Regions from separate parts of the Homo sapiens genome. Here region 2 is linked to region 1. A link is an interaction called in ENCODE POLR2A ChIA-PET data of the cell type or tissue named here. Cell type or tissue: A673. All regions are shown on one strand. Links, peaks and the distances in the headings refer to the core of each region. The heading gives the core; the rest is flanking DNA.

The links. ChIA-PET counts read pairs that join two places held together with the same protein. Peaks named below come from ENCODE experiments on the same cell type or tissue, not always from the same donor. Only the 100,000 strongest peaks of a DNase experiment are listed, where the experiment ranks them.
Region 2: POLR2A ChIA-PET joins it to region 1 with 5 read pairs; 3 of 35 experiments call an interaction of 5 or more read pairs at or near these places.

The regions. Positions count from the first base shown.
Region 1 is chr6:156,823,389-156,827,784 of GRCh38, forward strand. The region is part of intron 1 of ARID1B (AT-rich interaction domain 1B); the gene reads left to right. Among named protein-coding and RNA genes, the nearest start is that of MIR4466, 46 kb to the left of the region's middle. In A673, for the core only: no CTCF peak of the experiment used is centred there; a DNase peak (open chromatin) is centred at 2,313.
Region 2 is chr6:156,934,876-156,939,271 of GRCh38, forward strand. ARID1B (AT-rich interaction domain 1B) reads left to right here. Exons shown (of 20, transcript NM_001374828.1): 4 at 591-701. Among named protein-coding and RNA genes, the nearest start is that of MIR4466, 160 kb to the left of the region's middle. In A673, for the core only: no CTCF peak of the experiment used is centred there; no DNase peak of the experiment used is centred there.

The DNA of each region.
Region 1 (4,396 bases), core at 105-4,104:
AGGTCCCTGGTGGGACAGGGCTGTGAATCCATTCTGAATCCAGAGCCCCTACTTCCTTGCTGGGCAGTGCCATTCGGTACACAGCTGCAGACGTGAATAAACACCCCCTGCCCTGTTTGAGCGAGAGAAATAGAACAGATTTCAAAAGTTTTCTTTAGTTACTGGTAAGAGAATGTTGTTTCCCGAACAATGGTTCAAAAGAGGGAAGAGTTTTCTATCAGCTCTTGTTTAATCCACATGTGTAGAAATGATTTTAGATCAACAAGATTCGATAGTTCTTTCGGTGGGTTTTCTTTGTTGTTTTTTTTTTTTTTTTTGTGAAGTGTTTTTCCAATTTGCGGTTGAAGGAATTGGGCTGAAAAAAGTAGTAAAATATGATATGCATAAAGATGTATCTAATAAACTGTGTTCTTAATTTGATATTTAGGAGCAAATACAATTAGATATCTTTTACTATAAATGCATGTGTAGGGATACTCTGAAAGCCTGATAACAGAGTATCTAAATATAAAAAGGATAAAGTATATTTAAAGTATACTAAAAGTATATAAGCAAGTTGTCCTTTAACTTGGATCATCTTGAAAAGGACAGTTGGATTCCCAGCCCAGCCTCTGAAAGCCTATCTGACATGTAATATAGCTGAATTGTGCTACCCAATATGCTTAGAAGAATCTATATACAAACATTTCTTAAAAATAGACAATGTATTTCTTCCTTAGAGAGAGAGAGAATAACTCCTACTTACATGTACATCCAAAAGTTTACTTTGAATAAGGAGGAGGAAAGTCTTATCAAGTAAAAAAATTGCATTAAAAGCCAAGTAACTAAAACCAGACTGGTTAGGTTAAGAGCTCTTTGAAAATGGTGGTGTATATATTGTGGCCTTCACAGCACTTGTCTTATTTTCTGGAATTGAAACTCAAGCTACAGCAGTTGTGGAATGCCATCTAGAAATGAAAACATGCTCGGACAATCTATTTAGAGAAGTTGTTGAGGGCTGTTTTCGATGTGGATGATAACCCTGATAGAGCATAAACTTTCAGTGAGAAATGAAAATGGTCATACCCGGATAGATGTTAAAAAAACATAAAATTGGCCAGGCGCAGCGGCTCACGCCTGTAATCCCAGCACTTTGGGAGGTCGAGGCAGGCGAATCACTTGAGGTCAGGAGTTCGAGACCAGCCTTGCCAACAAGGCAAAATCCTGTCTCTACAAAAAATACAAAAATAAGCTGGGTGTGGTGGTATGTGCCTGTAATCCCAGCTACTTGGGAGGCTGAGACATGAGAATCACTTGAACCCGGGAGGTGGAGGTTGCAGTGAGCTGAGATTGTGCCACTGCACTCCAGTCTGGGTGACAGAGCGAGACCCTGTCTCAGAAAACAAAACAAAACAAAAAACATAAAATTGCTTCAGGTTAGATGTGCGTATGAGAAGCAGCTTGGCCCTTTTGTTTTCCAGAAGTCTTAGATTTGATTTTTTTTTTTTTCTTTGAGATGGAGTCTTGCTCTGTCACCCAGGGTGGAGTGTGCAGTGGCACGATCTTGGCTCACTGCAACCTCTGCCTCACAGGTTCAAGCAGTTCTCCTGCCTCAGCCTTCTGAGTAGCTGGGATTACAGGTGCCCGCCACCATGCCTGGCTAATTTTTTGTATTTTAGTGGAGACAGGATTTCACCGTGTTGCTCAGGCTGGTCTTGAACTCCTGAGCTCAGGCAATCCACCTGCCTCAGCCTCCCGAAGTGCTGGGATTACAGGCGTGAGCCGCCGCACTTGGCCAATTTTTAGTTTCTTTAAGGGACTGGTAGTGAGAAGCAGGAGTTGAGACCCTCAGTTGTACATTTTTAATGCTCAAAAATAGAGGACACAGCAGGATGGATTTGGACTGTGGATGAATATTTAATAATAGACCATAAGGAGAAGTTAAAATTAAATAATTTGCACTGTATGAGTAACTGTTTTTCTATCTGAAGTCTCATTGAAAGATATTTGATGCATTTTGAGAGGTTCAGATAATCTGTGTATTTAATGCTTTCGATTTTCAGAAATCTGAGGGTTAAGCTAACATTTTTGACATGGTGCAAATTAACTGAATTTTAAGTAGGACTGTGAGAGTTGATGGCAGTGATGAGACAGATAATACAAAACAATTTTAGTCACTGATAAGATGAATTTGCTGCACTGTTATCTATAGCATTAAAACATAGACATTCCAATCATTTTCCCATTTAACATTTCTGCTTTAATTAAGGCAGTTTTGGTCGTGCACTATTTGAAGTGAAATAAGTAGACGTTTCCTGTGCCCTGGGCTGTCTAGATTGAATGTGAAGATAGGACTGCCTCAGGGCCCCGTATTGGAAATTCAGCCTGAAATTTGATTTACTCAGCCTCTCCATAGGTCCTTCATTCACTTGGCTGATTTTGAAATCACCAACTCAGCCTTGATTTTCATACTTCCATAAAAAGTTTTACCTTTTTCAAGAAAATCTAGAAAATAATCACATTTTATTTTTATCAGGCATAAATTCTAATTTAAATAATTATGAGAAAATGAATTCTTAGCCCTAGATTTTAGTTTTACTACAAATATATCAACATACATGTTTGTACACTTAATTATGAAGGCGGCTCAGGTTATGTAAAATCAGTATATTGTTTGGGCAAACAAATGTACTGTCGTTTAATTTCTATCATGTTAAGTCCAAACAATGTCTTGGCTGGTGAAAGTAGTAACAGTTTAAAATTGTATCACATGGTGAATTTTGAGCAGAAAAGTTGCTTGTAGGCTGTGGGGCCTGGGGCAAAGCACCCTCTTTCCTCCTGTGTCCTCCACAGAGCTTCATTCAGGTGAGATGGGTTCCTCCTGGCACAGTCCTGTGGATCCCTTGGGACTGAGCTCAGGTATTTCCTATAGGAAGCCTTTGTTAAAGCCCATGGCAGACCCAGTGAGACACCCTCTTCTCACCTTGCCTTGGTGCTTTGTCCCTTCAGGACATCTGCTGTGTTGCACTGTGACCTGTTTAGTCTGTCTCCTTCAGTGAATCTCCAGGACATGGAGGCTCGTTCATCCTTCTGCTTCCAGTGTTGGGCACAACGCACATAGTAGGTGCTTAGTAAATGTGTGGTGAATGGATTCACCAAATCTTTAAAGTGAACACCAGAGTATTGAGGAAGGCAGAGAAGGGGAAGGACCCGTGCAGCCTTGGAGTGGGAGTGCCAGTGGAAGAGAGGACTGGCAGTTCTCGGGGTCTGTGCTCCTGCCTTCCATCTTCACCTCCCCTCCGTCCCTCCTCTTCCAGCCTCAGCCCTCACCTCTGCAGCGAGACTGTCCTTGCCGAGCACAGCAGTGGCCTCCTTGTCAAGTATAGCAGAAGCCTTTACCCTTCACCTGACTGCATTCCTGGGCTGCATTTGGCACACCTGTTTCGTTGCTACACCTGACTCCCTTCCCTCCTGTAAGAGCACACTCTCCAGAGTGTCTACATTTTCTGGCCATTCTTCCAGCTTGTCTGTGGGTTCATTTTCCCTTTTCCCTTAAGCGGTGATATTCTCTAGGATTCTGTTCGCTACCCATTGTTTTCCTTTCATATATTCCTCCTAAATAAAGTTCATGGGTTTTATTGCTTCCTATTGATTAATTCATCAATTAATGTGCTGGGTACACTGTTCAACTTATGCCCTGGAGATATAATAGTGAATAAAATAGAGAAAATCCCTGCCCTCTGGGAGTGGATGTCCTCTCTGCTGACTTCTCTACCTATTTTTCCAGGTCAGGCCTTACTCCCCAAGCTGCAGCTCATTATGTCTCTTCCTTCTGGGCATTTTCACCTGGATTTCATATCAGAGCCTCAAGTTTCCTATGTAAACCACTGAAGGCTCCCACTCCTGGGGATATGGTGATTGGCTTCTCCCTCTGCACACTCCATCTCATTTGGCTGCTGGCTTCCATCACTCATTTGGTCTCCAAATCCTGCCGCATTTCCCTTCTAACTGTGCCTTGGAGCTGGGCTTGCTTCCTCCCACCACTGCTGCCAGTTCAGGACCTCAGCCTCACCTGCCTGCCAGGGCAACCTGACCTGCTTCCAGCTGGGTCAGGTGCCCAAGGGAGCAGTCCTGTGTTCATCTGTCAGAGGCAGCCTGAGCCTGTAGAATGCCCTGCAGGGCTCACCCATGTTCTGGCTTCTGCCTGCTTCAGCATCTTCGTAAATTCGTGCTTCACGTGGATCCAGATGGTTTTTATTTCCTGATACACACCAGGCAGTTCATCTCCCTTGACCCAGTGCCTTGTGCTGTTTCTTCTGCCCTGTGGTACTGTACATGCTGTTCCCTCCCACCTTGGACGTGTTATTCCCCTTTATCCTGGTAATTCTTTTTTTTTTTTTTTTTTTTTTTTTTTTTG
Region 2 (4,396 bases), core at 279-4,278, 110 kb after region 1:
TACTTGGTATGGTCTCATAATAAATTTAGTTGTTAATTATATATATATATATATATATATATATATATATATATATATATATATATAGTTTATATTTCTGCTGTTATTCACTGCTTTTTAAAATTTTTGCTTCTGATAATGTATTAAATTATAGCCATAACATATTTATATGCCTGCTAAAATGTAACAGTTGTTGGTTGTGATAAGCTTTTGTTTTGTTTTGTTCTGTTTTGTTTGACACAGGGTCTCGCTCTGTCACCCAGGCTGGAGTGCAGCGGTGCAGTCAAAGTTCACTGCAGCCTCCACCTCCAGGCTCAAGCTATCCTCCCACCTCAGCCTCCCAAGTAGCTGCACCACCACACTCGGCTAATTTTTTATTATTTTTGTAGAGATGGAGTCTCCCTACATTGCCCAGGCTGGTCTTGAACTCCTGGGCTCAAGCGATCTGCCTGCCTTGATCTCCCGAAGTGCTGGGATTACAGGCATGAGCCACTGTGCCCAGCCAAGCTTTTGTTTAATTTTAGTTACTGAAGAAGCTTATAACTCATTGAGATATTTATGAAGTGCTTTGTGTTTGTGTTTTTTTTTAGGACATGTCTCAGGAAGGCTATGGAACTAGATCTCAACCTCCTCTGGCCCCCGGAAAACCTAACCATGAAGACTTGAACTTAATACAGCAAGAAAGACCATCAAGTTTACCAGTAAGACATTATTGTGCTGATTTGGAAATGTAATGAGTTAAAGACTTTTAGAAAGAGCTGTTGTTTTTGTTTGTTCTACTTTATATTATGACATGATTGAGAAGTTTCTAGACTTCAGGTTTATTTTGTGGTCAATTTTTCAAGGTTTACCTTTTAGGAGCTCTGTAGTCCTGGATAAGTCTATTTCATGTGTATATATCTCTGTTGCAGAGTGTAGACATCAGTTGGAAGGTTTTATGCGGCTGGTCGATTTTGTGTGCAGGTGGTTATTGCTGTTGTACAGTTGAGCTTTCTTTAGGCTGTTGCTTTTTGGCAGCGATACAGAACAGAGGTGTCCTTAGAGGAGTCAAAACTTAAAAGAAATTTGCACTTTGCAAAGGATACAAATGATGAGATAAAATACCTGATAGTAATTTGAATTTCTTCTAGGACTTTCTATTTATGTAATGAGAAATCACCCAAAAGAAGGTAGTTTGAAATTTGAGGCCAGACGCGGTGGCTCACGCCTGTAATCCCAGCTCTTTGGGAGGCCAAGGTGGGCGGATCACTTGAGGTCGGGAGTTCAAGACCAGCCTGACCAACATGGAGAAACCCTATCTCTACTAAAAATACAAAATTAGCCAGGTGTGGTGGTGCCTGCCTGTAATCCCAGCTACTCGGAATGCTGAGGCAGGAGAATCGCTTGAACCCAGGAGGCAGAGGTTGTGGTGAGCCGAGATCACGCCATTGCACTTCAGCCTGGGCAACAAGAGCGAAACTTCATCTCAAAAAAAAAAAAAAAAAAATTGACAAAGCTGTTTATTTCCACCAATAAATAGTATATGGTGATTGGGGTTTCTATTTATAAGAGTAGTGGCTATTATATGGGGTATCATGTTGATGCTCATAAATAGTTCATATCTACTTAATTTGCCTTCTTTTATAGAGAACCTAATTTAAAGGAAGTCTTCTTTATTAACTAAAAGAATAAATCTGCAGGAGGCTGAGGCAGGAGAATCACTTGAACCCAGGAGGCGGAGGTTGCAGTGAGCCGAGATTGCACCACTGCACTCCAGTCTGGGAAACAGAGCGAGACTCCATCTCAAAAAAAAAAAAAAAAAAAAGAATAAATCTATACCAATAAATATTTTTACATTTATTTGAAGAATTGTTGTCATTGCCTAGTTTCTATGGAGAAGGTTTGTTTTAAGATGGGAATTCAGTATAGCCATGATTTTAATTGGAATTTCAACTATGTTTGCATTAACTTAGATTTATTACTTCTAAACATTTGAGAACAGACATTTGTAGTGAATGTTAAACATGACATTTGACATGCGTACCATACCATATACATTTTAATGTATATGCAGATTTAGAGAAGGTAAGTGATGACCACAGGATGTCTACTGTCTTTGAATCTGATGGATATATTTTTGAAACTCTAATTTTTATACCTTTTACTTTTATGTGAGAGAGGGTGAAATCTTATTGTGGTGTTTTTCCCCCCCCCTTTAGTAGTGTTAATGTATTTGTTGTCTAGGTATTTGGTTTTGAAGGAGGGAAATAGGTAATGGATTTTGTGTTGTATGCTGCTAAACTTTCTGTAGCAGATAGTTCGCAGCTTGGTAAGCATGTAGTGTGTACGTGTGTGAGAGAGAGAGAAGGAGAGAGACAGAGGCATGCATGCTGTCGATAAATACTACATTTGCCAAGTATTTGGAAATTAGCTTTTGTGGTTCTATGAAATTTAAATAGATGCATGGGAAGCAGGTAAACAGTGAATTCCACTTTTTTCAGCAGTTTTTTAGTGGTTTTGGAGAGGTTCGACCTTGTAGATTTGTCATTGGCTGATGATTTTGTACTGTGACACAGGTTGGTAAATTTGTCATAAATGGATGCAGATTTTCTGCATAGCTATAAAAATAGTTTGTGGTAAACTGCTTTCTTCATATCTACTCAGAAACTTCAGCATCACTCACTAGTGCGTGCCTTTTGCCATGGATCTGTGTTGGATTGGATGGTTGACATTCAGCTAACTCTACAGTGTTATTAGGGATGGCATGAAGTATTGTAGTTTCAGATAACTGACTGAAGAGTTTGGTCTGGGATAGGAGCTTTTAAGTTGATTGCTGGAAGAGTGGATGAAGGCATTTAGGAGATGAACGAATATAGTCATCAACTGTTTAAATGTTTTCTGAATTGTTCTATTTCTGTCTTGTTATGTATGTATAACAGCTATCTTCCTTAACCTTTATCTTGCCTACTTCCCAAAAGTATTTAAAGTTGTCCATAATGTAAGTTTTTTTTTTAATGAAATACCCCAATTGGTATTTTCTTTCCGTTTTTGTAACTCACAGATAAATAAGATGCTGGTTGACTCAATAGTACTTCAAACACATTTCAATAATCTTTAGAGAGCAGAGTTTCCAGGTTTTATGTTAAGTATGTAGAAGATTCAGTTACTGAATAAAGGACAAACTGTAAGATAACCTGCTACACCTAAAACCCCCAATCTGTTAGGATGAAATTTGGCTGTAGTTAAATGAAATTTATTGCACCACTTTTTTTTTTTTCCACGAGGGCTTTGCATGTGTAAAAACTTTCTGTATGGGGCTTACAAATATTTTAATTTATGTGGATACTTATAATAAGTTGCACACAGCTAAGGTCATTGTGGTTTCAGGGAATGATTTGTTGATACTCTGTTACGGCTCTAATAGTCTGTATTTTACAATGTTACTTTTATTAGATACTGTAGTCCTCTAACTTGGCTGGGTTGATTCTGGAGAGCCCATGAAGCTGTATTTGTTATCACATCTGAATTTGCTGTTGGATCCTTTGTAGATTTACTGTTGTGCTATGGTTTTCCTTTTCAGGTGTCAGGGATATAAATTTTGTCTTTTCACCTACAGTCAATCCATGATATTTGAAACCTGTAGTTTTGTAATTTGGAATTAAGTATATTGTGTTATCTGTACCATTTATGAAATGCAACATAGTGATTCTAATGTGTAATTATTCTGTTCATTTTATGTAATGACGATGACAAGAATGCCTCTCAAGTAGTAATTTCTTAGTCTTTTTGCTTACAGATAGGTTTGTAATGTTTCTGCATGTGATATTTTCTACCTGTATCCTAAGTAGATTTTTCTTTAGCATGTTTGTTACAATGTAACAACTTTGCATTATAAGAAATCAAGGCATTTCCAATATCTTTATGCTACATCTATACTTTGATCCCTCAGCAAGTTGTCCTCACTGTTGTGTGAACCTGTTTTTCTATATTTGCATGCCATTAAATTCTTGATGACCTTCAGTAGGCAATGCAGTTATGTTTTCCAGCTAACTTAGATAGACCTTCACATCATCTGCAGAAGGCAAATGATTGATAAATTAATAACTTGTTCTCTCGTTATCTTGGAGCCATGACCAGTCATATTTACTTTTTGCTTAGTGGACTCAGACCTAAGCACTGAACAAATCCTCCTTAATATCGTCCACTTATTTCTATACCTCTTAGTCGTACAGCATTTCCCTGTTTAGTTGTATTAGTTTATACATCCTTGGTATTACTGTTATTGATAAATCTTAACATTGAAGAGCTCTCTTTCTTAGACTATTATCACTTAAAATTTGAGCACATTTAGCTTTCACGACCTCTAATATTGGTATGAAATAAACCTAGCATTTAAGCTAAAGACACAGTGGAATGT